Linked DNA regions of Homo sapiens: all the other regions are linked to region 2. The links are chromatin loops, found by intact Hi-C in ENCODE. Cell type or tissue: PC-3. All regions are shown on one strand. Each heading gives the region's core, and the rest is flanking DNA. Links, peaks and the distances in the headings are about the cores only.

Region 1 (5,107 bases), core at 1,790-4,289, 110 kb after region 2:
ATTCCCTTTAATTATTCAGAACACCAGGTATCATCACCAATTTATAGATGAAAAACGTAGACTTGGAGCAGGTAAGTAAAGTGCCCAAGGGTTTGTGGCTAAGTAGGTGTTATTGGCAAAGAAAGAAAACAAATACAATTTCTGGTGATACCACAAATGAGGCAAGTTGTGGAGGTAAATCTTCACCATCCATCTAAGCTATGCTCACAGAAAGCCTAGTCTTTCAAAGCAGATGATATTATGCGGGTGGTGAAGAGGCCAAGAAATTAGATTCTAACCTAGATTCTACCACTTATTAACCACATGGGCATGGACAAGTCATTTAACCTCTTTAAGCCTCAGTTTTCTCATCTGTAAAATAGGGGAAATAGTTTATTTGGGGGATCACAGGGCTACTGTGAGATCAAATGAGGCAATTGGTAGGAAATAAATATTTCTGAAGTATTCTGCTTCCTTTGTTCCTCATGAGAATTCTGTATTTTATAGAGGAGACTAAGAATCAGAAAGAACAGCAATATTCCAAAAGCTGTGCTCTTCCTTGGATAGGGAGAAGGCTTTTTGGAAATCATCAAGCACAGTCAAGTATGAAGCACCATTAGTGTTATGGATTTTTTTAGTGTAAGATGCATCACTCTGCTTTTTGAGTAAATCAACCTTTTATGCCAAAGAGGTACAAAGCCAATCTGGTGGGGAATTCGGGAAAGGGGAGTTAGGGGTGGAAGGGAGAAAGAAACAGGAACCCCTCTAAGTGGATCACTTCCTTATTACAAGCTGCTACTTTCGGCATAAAGCCCACACCTGGCTTATTAATACAAAACCCTCCGGAATCCGATCCATGTCTTCCAGCCTCTTCTCCCATCAGCTCCATCATGCATCCTCCACTCCAGCCACATTTTTCCTCCGAGGCCAGGAGATGTACTGAGACCATCTGAATGGCCAAAACCTCAACTCCCACAAGGAGGGTCCCCAGGAAGGTGACAGAATGTGAATGGTACTCCCTGAAGATATGCAGTTCTGTAGTGCTGGACCAGAAGGGAACTAGCAAGGATGTTCCTTGCTGGGAAGGGAGAGAACCTGGCAGGCGAATACAACTTGTCCAGGCAGAGTGGTGTCCCACTCAGAGAACAGGGAGTATTGGACGAGAAAGAAGGTGAGAATGTGCAGGGTCATTTGTTTTGTCCAGCTGTCCTCAGGTGGCACTTCGGTGGAGACAGACAGAGCCTGGGACAGAAGCCAGCAGCAGAAGCAGCCTCTTGGGCTGACTGAATGTTCTTCCCAGCCTTGGCCTTTCAGGCTGCTGGCAGTAGTTCACCAGAGCAGTGGGAGGCAGTGGCTGAACCACTACTGTCCAATGGTTATCAAGAGGCCAGCAGAGAAGTGTGACCCAGTCCTTGCTCCTGCTCTGGTCCTAGGAGTCAACCTCATGGCATTTTACTTAATTGATATAGTTTCTGCTATGTATTGGAGCATCTGTAATGTGTGCTTTCAAACCCTTAACGTTTCTAATGCTCACAACAACCCTTCGGGGGCAGTATTTGTATTCCCATTTTACAGATGAGGACGCTGAGGCTTACAAAACTAGTCAGTTCTCATAAACACAAAAGCCAAATTCAGTCTACCAAACCATGGTGCCTTTGCATAAAACTTAAACACCTCCTGGAATGTCTGTCCATGGCTAAATGCAGGAAAAAGGTCCTCAGTGAAGACAGTAGCATCTGATGTCTGAGGCAGGCAAGCCTACAGACATTTGCTTTGTGACTAATGGGGACACCAGGCTCTGGCTTGATAAATGTTCAGGAGAACTGTCAAAAGTCCTGCAATGATGAAATTTTAAGTAAGATCACTGGTCCAGGTCTAAAAACTAACTTCTAAAAGGAAATTCTCCTATGGGGACAAGGAATGTTTTCTATGGGGACAAGGAATGTTCTGGGCCAAATCCTTTCTATCTTTTGAGCTCTCAGCTCAACTGCCTCCCCGTCCAGAAAGACTTCCTTGATCTGTCCTTTTCCTCTTGAATGCTGACAGCAGGCAACCCAGACCTCTCATTTTCATTTCCTCCCCAAGAGCATGCATACTGATGTCCACATGTTGCCTCCTCTGGGAGGTGTGAAAGTCCCTATCTTCTCTTCTCTGTGCTGGGTGAACACAGAGCCTAGAACTGAGCAGATGCTCAATTAAGTTTATTGAATGAATAGCCATGTGAATGGCCTGAGCTGTCAGTGCAAGCAAGTGAGGTTCATGTGGGGCAATTTGTGTGCAAAAAATCATAGTAGACCACTCTGGGCCTGCTAGACCATGGGTCTATGCAGGCCTTCACTTATTTGCCTGGAGCCAGAGTTGCAGAGGCTTGAGCTAGGCCCTTTATTTCCCTTCCCTCACCCTTTCTAGCTTGAGAATGTTAAGAAAGGGGACCTTGATGTTTCCTGGGTTCCCAAAGGAAAAGCTCTGTATTTGGGAGCTCAGCAATGGAAACCTCACTCACAAACCCCAGAAAGAAACATTAACTTCCCAAAGAGCAAATGTTTCCTCTGGTCTGAATGGACTCCTTTTTTTTTTTTTTTTTTGCTCCTATGGCCAGGAGGGAAGACAGAGGTGAGAGGCTACAGAGGAGACTTCTTTTATCCCCCGACAAATATGCACCCTCGTCTTTGGAGGGAATCTCAGAATCAGTTCACCCATTCAGCATTTATTGAATGCCTATTCTGTGCCAAGTATTGTACACTAGGTATTGGGAATAAAACAGTGAACAAGATAAACATGGCCTAAGAGAGAACTCTCTTATAGTTTCTATTTACTGGCTGGGTGACCTGCAACAACTCACTTCTCTTCGGTCCTTGGTCAGTGTGTGTGTGAAAGGGCACACTTTCCTACTTCACCACTTTCTGGAGGATGAAGAGCCATGGGTACCATCAACTCCTACTAAGCCCTGAGGGAAAGACCCATGTGTCATTTCTTTCCATATCCCCAGCGTCCGCACAGAGCTGTGCCTGATGCATGGTAGGCCCTCAGTAAATATTTACAGAATGTCGGGGAAAGAACAACAACTCAGGTAGTTGGGCTTTTTGCCTGCACAAGCAGTTGCTTCTCTCACGCTACCTGGGAGTACACATTGGTACACTTGCAAAGCTGTGATGGAAATTCCAATTTATACCCTCTTCTTACAGATATAGCTACCAAGTATATCTGTGAATCAAGCCCAAATGTGAGTCATTTTACTGCTATTTGTGCACACCACTGCCAGTAAAGGTCACTTGCTTACCTGAGTTTTGCAAGCCTGGTTTTCCAGGAAGTTTCTTTGCTTCCTACAAGTTCTTAAATATATTTGCAGTTACTAGTGTCCTCCAACACGTTAGGCAGTTTTCATTTTAGATGCACAGAAATCCTGAACACCGAAACCTCCTGGCTGCACCTCCCTGAACCAAGATCATAGTGAGGCTCCTTTACAATGCTGGGCAGAGCCGTATGTAAGAGAAAGAGACTCGGCTTTGGTGTCAGAGAGCCCTGAGTTCAAGTTTTGGCTCTGCCACTTAGAAGCTGTGTGACTGTCATCAAGTCACTTACTTTCTCTGGAGCTTTAGTTTTCTTATCACTAAATGGAAATAACGCCCACCTTATAGGATTGTTATGAGAATTAAAAGAGATAATGTATGTGAGTACTTAGCACCATGCTTGGAATATAGGAATTCTGAAAAATGGTAACTATTAATTCCACAATTACAATAAAGTCATGTTGAATGAATAAATCGCAAAGCCCTGAATCATCACCATGGTGATCACTCTTCAGCGTTTACAACAGGGGTTCCAAAGCAAAAAACCTTGAGAGAAAAAGAGCAGAACATATCTAACAGAAGTGTGATACTATTTTATTACACTGAATCCCACTCTGGACAACCTGCTGGCTCCTAGGAGCTCTAGTCGCAGGAGGGTGCCTGTAGCTGAACTTGCAGTTCAGAAACTGATGAGAATGGCTGTAGCCCTGACACTCAGAATAAAACCAGACACATGGGCTCACCATGTATTCAAAGATGAAAGCTCCTTTCTGCATTAGACTAGCATCTCAGAGCAAACCAGGCAGGGGCTGCTACCCAAATCCATACCTCTCTGCCCTGGGTTGAAGGTGTGCCATAAGGAGAAGGCCCTAGTGTTAATCAGCCAGGAATATTAAACAGCCCCTTGTTGTATGCAGGGACTTGATGGATTAAAAGATGGGGATAAGCCTCATCCTTGACAAGTAGTCAGTGGTTGGGAGGACAGCTGGCAAAGATACAAGAGCAGAGCTCGGGGATCTCACAGACCTAGACCTTAATTCTGTCTCCTACTGGCTACATTCACCTCTATGAGCCTCTAGTCATTCATCTATAAAATGTATATATAATAGTAATGGCAATAAAAGGAAGAGAAAGAATATGGACTACCGTAGGTTGAATACATAGAGATTGAGAAATAAAACAAATATGGTCCTTGACTTTGAGATGCTCATAGTCTAGTAAAGAAAATGGATATACAAACAGATATATACTACACAAACTGGTGATGATAAAATTACACATCAGCATCATCATCGCATACATTAGTTAACATTTACTGAGTATTTACTACTTGCCGGATACTTTCTAAGTACTTTGATTATTTAATCCTTATAACAGCTCTGTAAAGAAGGTACTGTTATTACTCCCAGTTTTGTAAATGAGGAAACTGACACATAAAGGCTAAGCAATTTGCCCAGGATTTCGAAACCTTTAATTGGTGGAGCCAGAATTTGAACTCAGGCAGTCTGCCTCCATAGACCCTACTGTTAAACATTCTTTTTTGTGTGCATTCAATGAGTGAATGCAGGTAAGGTGCTTACATCAAGGCCTGCCACATACTGAGCACTTTCCAAGTGTCGACCACAATAATTCTTATCGGCATACGCCACAGCCCCAGGGAGCACCACAGGTATGGAGGGCAGCTGCCAGACTGACTGTCAGGCTCAGGAAAGGTTTCTGAGAAGTGACATGAGACCTATGTCTGAGGGGCATTCTAGGCAGAAGATAATGCATGTGCAAGGGTTCAGAAGCAAGGCCAGCTGGGGACAGTTTTATAACTAGAGTGAAATGGCTATGTG
Region 2 (5,107 bases), core at 1,140-3,639:
GGCTGGGGAAAGGGGATGGTAGAGAGATTCAGAAACTGCAAGGAAACTGCGCCTCTGAGAGAGCAAGTGAGTTGTTTACGGTTACACAGATTCAGGTCCAGGCCTTCTGGCTCCAAACCTTCACTGTATAAACTGTCCTAAGAATTACACTTGTTAGAGTCTAAGGACTGTTTGGATAACTTAAATCTAATCATGCATTCTAAAACTATATAAAACTACTTCATTTATTGACTGCTTACTGAATGCAGCCACCATATACATGTGAAATCTGATTTGGAAAACAACCCTGCAAGGCAGGTGTCATTAGCCATAGTCTATGCTTAAGCTTAGTGTTGAAAATCTAGCCTGGTCCTACTCCAAATTTCATGCAATTCTTGCTGACTGCACGTGTTACCTCCAAACCTGTGCCACTGAATCTCTAAAACATCTCCACCTGTTATTCCACAAAACTCAATTGCAATCAAATGATAAGAATCATAAACCCGCAGCATGAGCATTTTACAGGCAAAATCTCTGCCATGTATTGCTTCTGTGAGCCAGCAACCCTAAGGAATAAAATATAGGGAGAGGGCCCTCTCAAATAAAAGTCATTTATGGGAGACAAGACTGGAGAGAGCTCATATAGCAGTGGAAATGAGGAATAAATTTATGAGGCTGAGGAGAGAGGCTATGGGGGTAAGGGTGGGGAAGGAAGACCTGAGGGAGAACCAACAGGGACAAATGATGAGTCTAAGGGATGGCTTTTGAAAGCGTACCATGGAAAATGCCACAGAGGCTAAAATCTTTAGAAGCCATTAAGCTCTGAAAGAAAGGTGAGCCTTTCCAATTCTAAGGACCATCTCAAAGAGATTAAATTCTTTCCCTTTTCTGAGACAGCTCTGAGCCAAGAGGGTGAAAAGCCAACTAAAGCACAAGGAAGGGGAGATGGGAGGAGTTGTTCTGCTCAGCAGTGCTGCTGAGTGTACCCACTTTATGCAAAAGTTGATGAGGCATTCAGCCCAGCAGGCCTGCTCCCTAGGGAAGATGGCTTGAAGGAGGTGAAATGATGCCAGCTCTTGTCCAGGAGGGCTTCTGGCTGGCTGGCACTGCGCATGAAACTAACATGATCTAGGTCTGGGAAGTGACAGACAAGGAGCACAGAGATTTGGTGTTAGCCCAGCACACTGTGTGGGGAGTGGGAGGGAAGGGGTTTATGAGGAGGTGGGGAGGAGGTGGAGTCCTGAGAGAAGGGATTAGGTTCGCTGTCGGGTAGTGTGCTGGGATCTTCCTGGACAGAGCTTTCGGCTGCAGCCCCTCTCTTCCCTGTGTTTCCAGGGGGCTCTTTTTCTTTCTTTGACTATTCACTGGTTAAGTCATTCATGCAATAATCACCAAGAACCTAATGTATGTTTGTCCCTATGCTAGGGATACTTATAGGCCCTGACCTCACAGAGTTCACAGGGGAGAGAGAGAGAGAGAGAGAGAGAGAGAGATTGATTAGAATACATCAGTCAATATAACATAGTGTTTAGGAGAGACCTTGGAGCCAGATGTGGTTTGAATCTGGACTCCGCCACTTATGAGTCGGGTGAGGGTTGGGGGAGAAAAGGGATGCCAGTATGTAATTTAATCTTTCTGAGCTTCAGTTTCCTTATCTGGAAATGGTAATACTAGTAATACTTCCTTCCCAGGGTTCTTATGAACCTTAGCTAAGATAAGGTTGTAAAGGACTTAGTTCAGTGCCTGGTACATGCTAAATACTAAGAAATGGATGGCTCTTTGTTACTCTATCCTGTGGCTTGTCAGAAAGAGAGATAAGAATGGCAACATGAACACCTCTTTGGATAGAAAGGGGGCATGAGGCAAGAGCTGAGGACTTGGGAACAAAGGGCCTGGATTTAATTCAAACTGCCTCAGGTAAGCTGAGTCACTTAGGGCCAGTCATTCCCCGCTTCCAACTCTTTTCTATCTGTTTAACAGCAACAGCAGTAGCCACCTCCCCCACCATCACTACCACCACCATGATCAGTATCATCCTCACAAGTGACTCAGGAAGTGAAGTCCCACTGGGGCCTATGTCCTGTGCTCTTCTGGGGCATAAGAATCTGTTGCAACAGTTATGTCGTGTGATTTATCAGGAAGGAAGACCACATGCATGAGGCTGGACTGAAAGAGGAATTTCTGAGACGAGACTGGAAGCCAAGTTGCCAGGAAGCCAGGGAACTGAGTAAACACTTGTATAAAATCTGACTTCACTGTTTCCACAAACCTAACCAAAGTGCTGAGGAACTTGTCAGCTCACATTTCAATACAGGGCTGGTTGTTGAGTGCAGGGCATGTTGATTTAAGCTGCTTTCATTAAATCCTGTTCTTGGTGCCAAACAGCAAGACACTCATCTCAGGGAATAGACAGTGTTCCCTCCTAGGAGGCAGCAGGCAGCAGGGGCCCATCTCTACCAACCCAAGAACCCAGAACCAATGCTGATGGTGCAAGGATCACTTGGGATTTGTCCTTTGGCCTGCAGCTCCTGATGGGAGGGACTGGGCAGTGTCTGTGCCAGCTCTGCCATGCCAGGCAGCAAGCAGCATAAGCAAGATGACTTGAGCTACCGTTTGTCTAGGGTGTGAGCTGTGCCAGATACTACAAGAACTACTTTGCCCAAATTTCCTCACCTAATCCTCACAGTGATTCCATAAAGTAATTTTACCTAAGGGAAAATTAAGGGTTAGAGGGTTAAGCCACATGATGAAGCCATTCAACGAGTGGGGAGCAACTCTTCCCCCAAAAAGCCCAGTGCCTGTTCTGCTGCCCTGTAGCTAACTCCCTAAACAGAAAGATAGTTTCTTGGCTCTAGTGAATCCAGGCAACGAGGCATTCCTTGCATAGCTTCACTGCAAAAACTCAATAGCTTTAAAACAGCTTTCACTCAATGAAAGTGCCCTTGGAAGGGAGGTGGTAGAAAGACATTAAGTGCTTACTGTATGACGGACACTGTTCTACGTGCATACCAAAACGATGTACTTTAATGATTACATAACCCGCTGAGGCAGGTACTATTACTATCTCCATTTTTCAGATAAGGAAACTGAAGTCAAGAAAAGTGAGCTTTCTTGCCAAGGTCGCATGGTTAACATGTGGCAGAAGCAGGGTGGAACCCAGGCCAGCAGTTCCTGCACAGCAGGGGCTGAGGAGAGAGAACAGTTGAAATGCCCTCATTCTCCTTCAAACCAGCTTCCAGAGGTGAAGTGACAGCTGAGGAGGAACGTGGCCTGTGGAGAGTGCTGGAAAGCAGGCTGCCCCAGCGTGGGGCCAAGCCTTGACTCCCAGCTTCCTCCCTCACCAGCATGGCTCATGCAAGTCACGGCCACTCCTCTAGCCTCATCACAGGAACAGGGGCAATACCGTACCTGTCATCCCAACCTCACAGGGCTGCTGTTGCGCAGGGTGTGTGTTGCCATGTGAAACATCTTTGTATGCTATGGGACACTCAACAAACGCCAATTGTTTTCACTATTACAATACTTTTAAAGCTGCCTTTTATATTCCTGGCCTTGTGGCAATCATGAGACCCTTCTAGTCATTTATAGGATAGAGATTTAAAAATTAGAATCTATATTTCTGAAAGGGATTTCATCTTCCATCTTATAATCAAATGTCTTTGTTAATATCAAGTGCTCTACCAATGAGTGTTTTAATCATCATCATAACAACAGCTAACAACTATTGAGCTCATATAATGGGCCAAATCTTTTTTTCTTTTCTTTTTTTTTTTTTGAGATGGAGTCTCACTCTGTTGCCCAGGCTGGAGTACAGTGGCACGATCTCAGCTCACTGCAACCTCTGCCATCCGGGTTCAAGAGATTCTCCGCCTCAGCCTCCTGAGTAGCTGGGATTACAGATGCTTGTCATTGCGCCCGGCTAATTTTTGTAGTTTTAGTGGAGACGGGGTTTCACCATCTTGGCCAGGCTGGTCTTGAACTCCTTGACATCATGATCTACCCACCTCGGCCTCCCAAAGTGCTGGGATTACAGGCGTGAGCCACTGTGCCCAGCCTTTCATTTTCTTAAATAATTCTCACTATAACTCCAGAAGGTAGGTACTATCATTATCTCCATTTTATAGCTTCAAAGGGTAAAGTAACTTGCCCAAAATTATAATTAGTAAGTAGCAGGGCCAAGATTTGAAACCCCCAAAAAAAGATTTGAACCCAGGTCTGTCTGACTCAGGGACTTTCCTCATCACATGGTTCTCTCTTGCCTTTGCACATGAGGACAGATACGTGTTTGACACCAGTTACGGGGAGTGGTATAGCCAGGACTGAGGAAAGGGAGATCTCATAATTCTATTCAAAGTCCCTTCTAATAGTTCGGTTGTTTCCGTTTACTGAGCTAACTAAAGAATACTTAGTAATCTCATCCAAAGTTATACGTACCTCCTCAGAGGCTGTGGGGTTTCATCAGGGATTAACAGTGCAAGACGCAGTTATATACCTATCATAAATTAGCTTTGTGGCCACATAATGAACAATGCAAGCCAGCGTAGCTTTAAGAGGACCATTTATTATATCGCTATAAACAGAGCTATATAAAAAGAATTATTCCTAAGACCCTGCACATCTGTGCTTACAATCATGCCTTTACATGAGCTTTGCAAACAAGGATAAAAGTCCAATTTAGACTGTGTATTGAACATCAATTCTCTATTCAACAGGGAAAGGTAATTCAAAGTATCCCAAAGGCATGAATGCTACATGGATCTCATTTTTGCCAAAGGTCTCAGCCATCTTTCTTGGTCACAACCAGAACTGTTAATACACAACATAATGAGCTAATCTGATACTCACTTTGTTTAAACAGCGTGGAGTGCCGAGGAAAATGATTTTGAGTAAAAAAGCATAGCTGGAGATGCTATCACTTTTTAGCTTTTTGTCCCTGGGCAGGATCACTTAAAATTTTTCCAAGCCTTAGCTTCTTTATCAGTTCACTTATCTCCATTTTGTTGTTGTTGTTCCCCTCCCCTTTCCCAGAATGCACACTCTACGAAGGCAGGGGCTCTTTGGTCTCCATCCTCTCTGATTAGAAGAGTGCCTGGTATACTGTAGGGGCTCAGTAAGTATTTGCTGTTTA
Region 3 (5,107 bases), core at 1,116-3,615, 59 kb before region 2:
TCCTCAAGGATCCGCACATTGGGGAGAAAGCCCTCGCTGAAAGACAGCTGAGTCAAAAACGCAGGTGCTGCGCACCACATAACCTTCTCTATTCACCTCAGGTGAGAAGGCTTTTTCTTCTGGCCTAGGGAAGAGCTACTGACGAGGCCCATGGGCATTCATTAAAAAAAGATCTCAAATTCAGTAACTGCCGTATGAAGTACCCACACCTCTACCTTCCTAGAGTGATAAACTTTTCTCTGTTGGACGAGAAAAGCAATTAACACCAGGCTTGTGAAGCAGCTGGTCTCACTAGTGTCAGCTTGTCCTTTCTGAAGGCAAGAACAACTACCCACAATGCACCAGACTCCCCACCCCACCCCACCCTCCTCACCTCACTCCACACAATCTGGTTAATGCTAATTCAGTCAGTGGTTTCCTTCCGAGGCCCTTGGTCTAAATGCAATTACACGGCAAACAAGTTAAGCGGGTGAGGCTCAGCAAAGACTTTCAATTCTGCTCTGAAGGTCTTCCAATGTATTTATGTGAAATTATCTCTCCGCTAATGGGGAAGATTTATTCCACCGATTGTATTCAGCTGGTGCTGAGAGATGTTTTCTTTAATGGAGGACAATTGAATTTCGTATTGCTGGAACTCTGTCCTTCCAGAGAATTACTGACAGATCTCATCTCCTGACGCTGGCCACCAGCCAGCCTTCTCCAGACATATGTGCCTCTGGATTCTGCCTGGACAGAAACCAGTCCTGGGGGGATGGCTTCCTTTCTGGGGCTGTCCTGGCTGCTGCCCCTAATACACATGCAGGCCAGCCTCCTCTGATTGATCTCTCTTTGGGGATTTCCTGATAATTGGGAAACATTGAATCGGCACCATTTGGCTACCATGTAGCCTCCAACTTGGCAAGCCAGAGCAGATGCAAGTTTAGCCTGGGCTCCCGTGGATTGCTTTTGGATTCTGGGGAAGATTAGGTTGACTCCCTGGACGCCGATAGGCCATAGAGGCCTCTTGCCAACACAGGCATTTGGCTCAGGAATTAAATCCTGGAGAAAAACACTTCCATCCCTGTTCTGTTTTCATGATTTTCACTTGTCTGGAAAGCCCAGATTAACATAAAGCCTTCCCTGGAACAAAGGAGATGGGAAGTCAGCTTGGTGGGGGCCTCTGAATTGTGTCTTGTGCCACATGCATTTGTCCTGGGAGGTTTGAAAAGATGTGAGTGCTGGGCTTCCCAATGCTTGCTTTCTGCATCCATTTATTTAATGGATACTATCAGTGGGGTGCTGGCAAATGTTTAATGACCGACTTTTGAAAAAAAAAAGAAACAAAAAGAAAACCAGCTTCAGTTGCAGCGTTTGCTCATTTCTGTGGTGTAAATACTCTCATCATGGCTGTTTTCAAGCTACCAATGAGATGCCACTGAACACAGAGGTGGGAAGAGACACACAGGAGGATGCCATTATGCGGTACTGCCACCGTGGAGACGCGATGGTCCTGAGTAACCTCAAGAGCAAACGTAACATCAAACATGGCAAAATAATTAGAAAGTAGTAAGTTTTGAGTATTTATTACCTTTGTTTTTAATGTACCTTATTTAATTTTATATAATTTAATTTTTAATAATGGCTGTGTTTAACAACCAGCTTGCAGAATTTCTGAACATTTAATAATCAGTTCTTGCGAACTGGTTCAAGCTGGCTTCTGCATGCCACTGGAACACTGACCCTACACTGAGGGTTGGGCACTCGCTCAGGGCTGGAGATGTGGCTAAGAAATAGTTGCTGCTTTGAACGTAGAACTCCGCAGTGGAAGACTGCCTTAACTGCCTTAGTGAAAAACCATTAACGTGGGAGCAAATCACTGTCACCGACTTGGCTTCCCAGCTAGCTCATATGATCCTCTATTACCAGTCCTCTATTTGACATGATTTGCTTCCTCATGGTCACTGTCTTGGTGTAATGGAGTTTTGGACTGTTATTTTCTACTCGTCCTTAGAGTCTCATCTAAGCTGTCACCACCTCAGTAAGGTTGTCATCAACTTTTCCTGACACAATGAATCACCCCCTCCTTTGGGCTTTTATACACCTTATAAGTATCTCTCTAGTATTTGATGGTCGTATGTTTATATCATTTGCATTATATAGCCATCTCACATGTTTACGTGTGAGCCAGAGGAGGGCTGGACCACATCTCCAGAGAGGATAAGCACGGGATGCTGCTCTCAGAGTGTTTGTTAAGTGAAAAACAATCAAGTAACTGAAAGAGAGAAAAAGACTTGCTCGAGGTCACCCAGAAATGAATTCACTTGGCTGAGCTGACACTAAAGCTAGGTCTTCTTACTTCTGAGGCCTTAATCTTACTACTGTGTTATGTACCTGCAGTCACTAAAATTCCTTTAATTTCACAAAAAATCAGGCGCCTACTATGAGCCAGGCTCTGTGTTAGGTGCTGAGTTCCAGAAATGTATGAATTACGATCTCCACTTACTTGCTAGAGCTCACTAAAGCCAACGTGAAATGCCCCCGTGTAGTTTTCTCTGACACCAGTGAGTCAACACTTGGGTTTGGCATATGTCAGGCAGCTGGGATATAAAACAAGCAGTTAGGCTAGGTGAACTCTGCCAGGAGGGAGCGCTTGTGCCAAGCCAAGGGTGGTGTCAAACATACTGGCATGAGTCCAACCACACACTCAGGGCCTGACTGAGGTGCCCTTGCCGACGCCAACAAGGGAAAAGATCTGCCTGACTGCTTCCTGAAGAGAGTGACAAGGTTTGGGATCAACAGAAGAATCTGCTGGAGAGACAAAACCACTCCAAAACAAAATCAAGCAAATAAAAAGCCAACCTCAACTGTTGCTCAGGGAAAAGTTGTAGGGCTGTGGTGGCAAGAGCACTAGGCTGGGAGTCATAGTTCCCAGTTCTGACTCTGGGAACTAACTGTATGATTTTGGAGTCATCTGACCTCTCTGAACCTCCATTCTCTCATCTGTCAAATGCAGGCTGAAGTTTTTCCCAACCTGGTATAAAATAGAATTCAACATATGTTTAAGAATTTATAACTGTTTTAATCTCATACTACCCAATCCAGCTAAAGCAGCCCTACTGCACGTGGCTTCAGAATCTTAATGGAGCTCATGCAATACTTATACTTATCACTAAATTGTTCCCTCTATCTGGAAACTTCCACCTCTCCTAGGGCATTCACCAAGCAGTATACACCACTCCTGCTCCTTCTGGGCTACTCCTCATGAACTCTGAGTGCTGTTGCTCTGCCAGGACAATCTTTTCCCCAGCAGAACATGAGCTCCATGAAGACAGGGACCAACCACATGTCCCTTACTGCTATATTCCCAGCATTGATCACGGTTGATGGTCATTTCTGAGTGGGGAAAAGAAAACCTCCTCCAAAACAGGTGTTTGCTCTGGAATTCGAATGCAGGGCACAGAGTAAGTTCTTGATAAATTATTTATGCAATGAATAAAGAGCTTATGTGCTTCTGTAACTTAAGGTGAGGGCGATGTTAGAGAACTTTGAGCTACTTGACCTTGACAGGGATATGGTTAGAGAACCTAGGGCTGGAAGGGTTGTGCCCTTTCAAGAGGCCAGCCCGCACTCTCCCTCAAGGCTTGGGTACCTTCCCCTGGAAGACTCACTTGCCTCAGCCTAGCCCTGACCCTTTGATTCTATACCCTCCTCATCTGTACCACCTGTGATCTGAAAAACTTTGAAAAAGAATGCCAGAAACAAAGTTAGATTGATTATTCAATGTATATTATACAAGCAGATAAAGGAAGGCAAAGGGAGAAAAACTGCAGCTTTTATTATTTTGTGTGTGTGTTATTTTGTTATTAAGTGAAAGCAGCTACTTTGGTATTCAGGAGACGGGAATATCATTTGGGATCTAGGTGGCAAATGATAAATCTAGCCTTTCTCTCCTTTAAAGTATTTGCTAGTCTATGCCATTATTGATTATGTAAATCACTCCTTTGCATTGTGTATTTTAAACAGGTTTTTTTGCCTGACTTGTGTAAATCCTTAAACTGTTTTCTGCTAACTTCTGCTGATTGAATGGGGATCTTTCCAGCATCTACTACAATTTACCTGAAGTCTTGTAAGAACATTACCTGGGCCCAAATGAGAAGCCTCACTTCAGAGCCTGTTAAATTACTGCCACTGAAGGTGTTTCCAGTCACAGCCTGACATTGTCCTCTCTGCAGCTCCCAAGACCATCTTTCAAGCCCAGCCACCAGGCTGATCTGTAGCTCTCTCTTCCTAGTTTTCCATCTGACGCTCTACCTCAGTTTCTTGAACCAGCTTTTCCAGCCCAACATCTTCTGCCTATATACGTATTCTTGGGAAACCCCTGATTATGAAACATTCGAGTCAGAAGAACCCTTCCTGATCACCTCTTTCAAACTTCTTTTGGTAAAGGTGAGAAAATAAAGTTCAGACAGGGAATGGACTTGCCCATTCTTGCAGACTTGTGGGGAGCCAGGACTGAATCAAATGCAGGATTCGCCATGAGAACTTGGGAGAGTCACTCCACCTCTTAAGATACTTGCAGTCTGACCGACACGTACTGAAATAATTGAGAATCCCAATTTGTCTTGGCTTCACAATTCAGGGTTCACATAATTAGAGCCGGGTTCTGGAACCATTTTTGATTGCACGCCCTTTCTGTAAACATTTTTGAGCAGGCTCCTTCAATGTACTTGCATTCATTTATAAATCGCACACATGTGCTACCATCGCTGGTTCACCTTGGGAAGGGTAACATACATTTGGTGCAAGGTTTGATGAGTATTCATATTTCAAATAGCCTGCTTGATAATTTTGACTCTTTAAGTGAACTCTGCTAAGATTGTTGATCATTTTGAATCTCTTAGTTAACTTTTTGTTCAGTCTTATGAAAATAATCATTTCTAACCTCATAGCGAGGTTGAGGAAAGTATTTAATATTAGGAGTAGAAGAAGTATCAGCTCTGCCATTTTGTTTGCTTGTACTCGCACTATTAGTATTATCTTCCATTTGTATTTACCTTGCAAGAAACCTTTAAAGCCACTTTACCATTTTATGAGTAAGTTTGGTTAACACTAGATTTTATACAGATAC

What was found. Hi-C counts contacts between places; a loop is a spot of excess contacts. Peaks named below come from ENCODE experiments on the same cell type or tissue, not always from the same donor. Only the 100,000 strongest peaks of a DNase experiment are listed, where the experiment ranks them.
Region 1: it touches region 2 in a loop (10-fold over the local background); 1 of 110 quality-filtered maps calls a loop at or near these places.
Region 3: a loop joins it to region 2, with 3 times the contacts of the local background. A loop is called at or near these places in 1 of 110 quality-filtered maps.

Annotation. Positions count from the first base shown.
Region 1 is chr11:78,904,699-78,909,805 of GRCh38, forward strand. All of the region lies in intron 6 of TENM4 (teneurin transmembrane protein 4), which reads right to left. Among named protein-coding and RNA genes, the nearest start is that of TENM4-AS1, 190 kb to the right of the region's middle. In PC-3, for the core only: no CTCF peak of the experiment used is centred there; a DNase peak (open chromatin) is centred at 3,113; H3K4me3 peaks cover 1,194 bases; H3K27ac peaks cover 2,500 bases.
Region 2 is chr11:78,799,295-78,804,401 of GRCh38, forward strand. The region is part of intron 15 of TENM4 (teneurin transmembrane protein 4); the gene reads right to left. Among named protein-coding and RNA genes, the nearest start is that of NARS2, 230 kb to the left of the region's middle. RefSeq lists an enhancer at 2,784-3,285. In PC-3, for the core only: a CTCF peak has its summit at 2,433; a DNase peak (open chromatin) is centred at 2,107; H3K4me3 peaks cover 491 bases; H3K27ac peaks cover 2,500 bases.
Region 3 is chr11:78,740,005-78,745,111 of GRCh38, forward strand. The region is part of intron 19 of TENM4 (teneurin transmembrane protein 4); the gene reads right to left. Among named protein-coding and RNA genes, the nearest start is that of NARS2, 170 kb to the left of the region's middle. In PC-3, for the core only: a CTCF peak has its summit at 2,619; a DNase peak (open chromatin) is centred at 2,617; H3K27ac peaks cover 1,377 bases.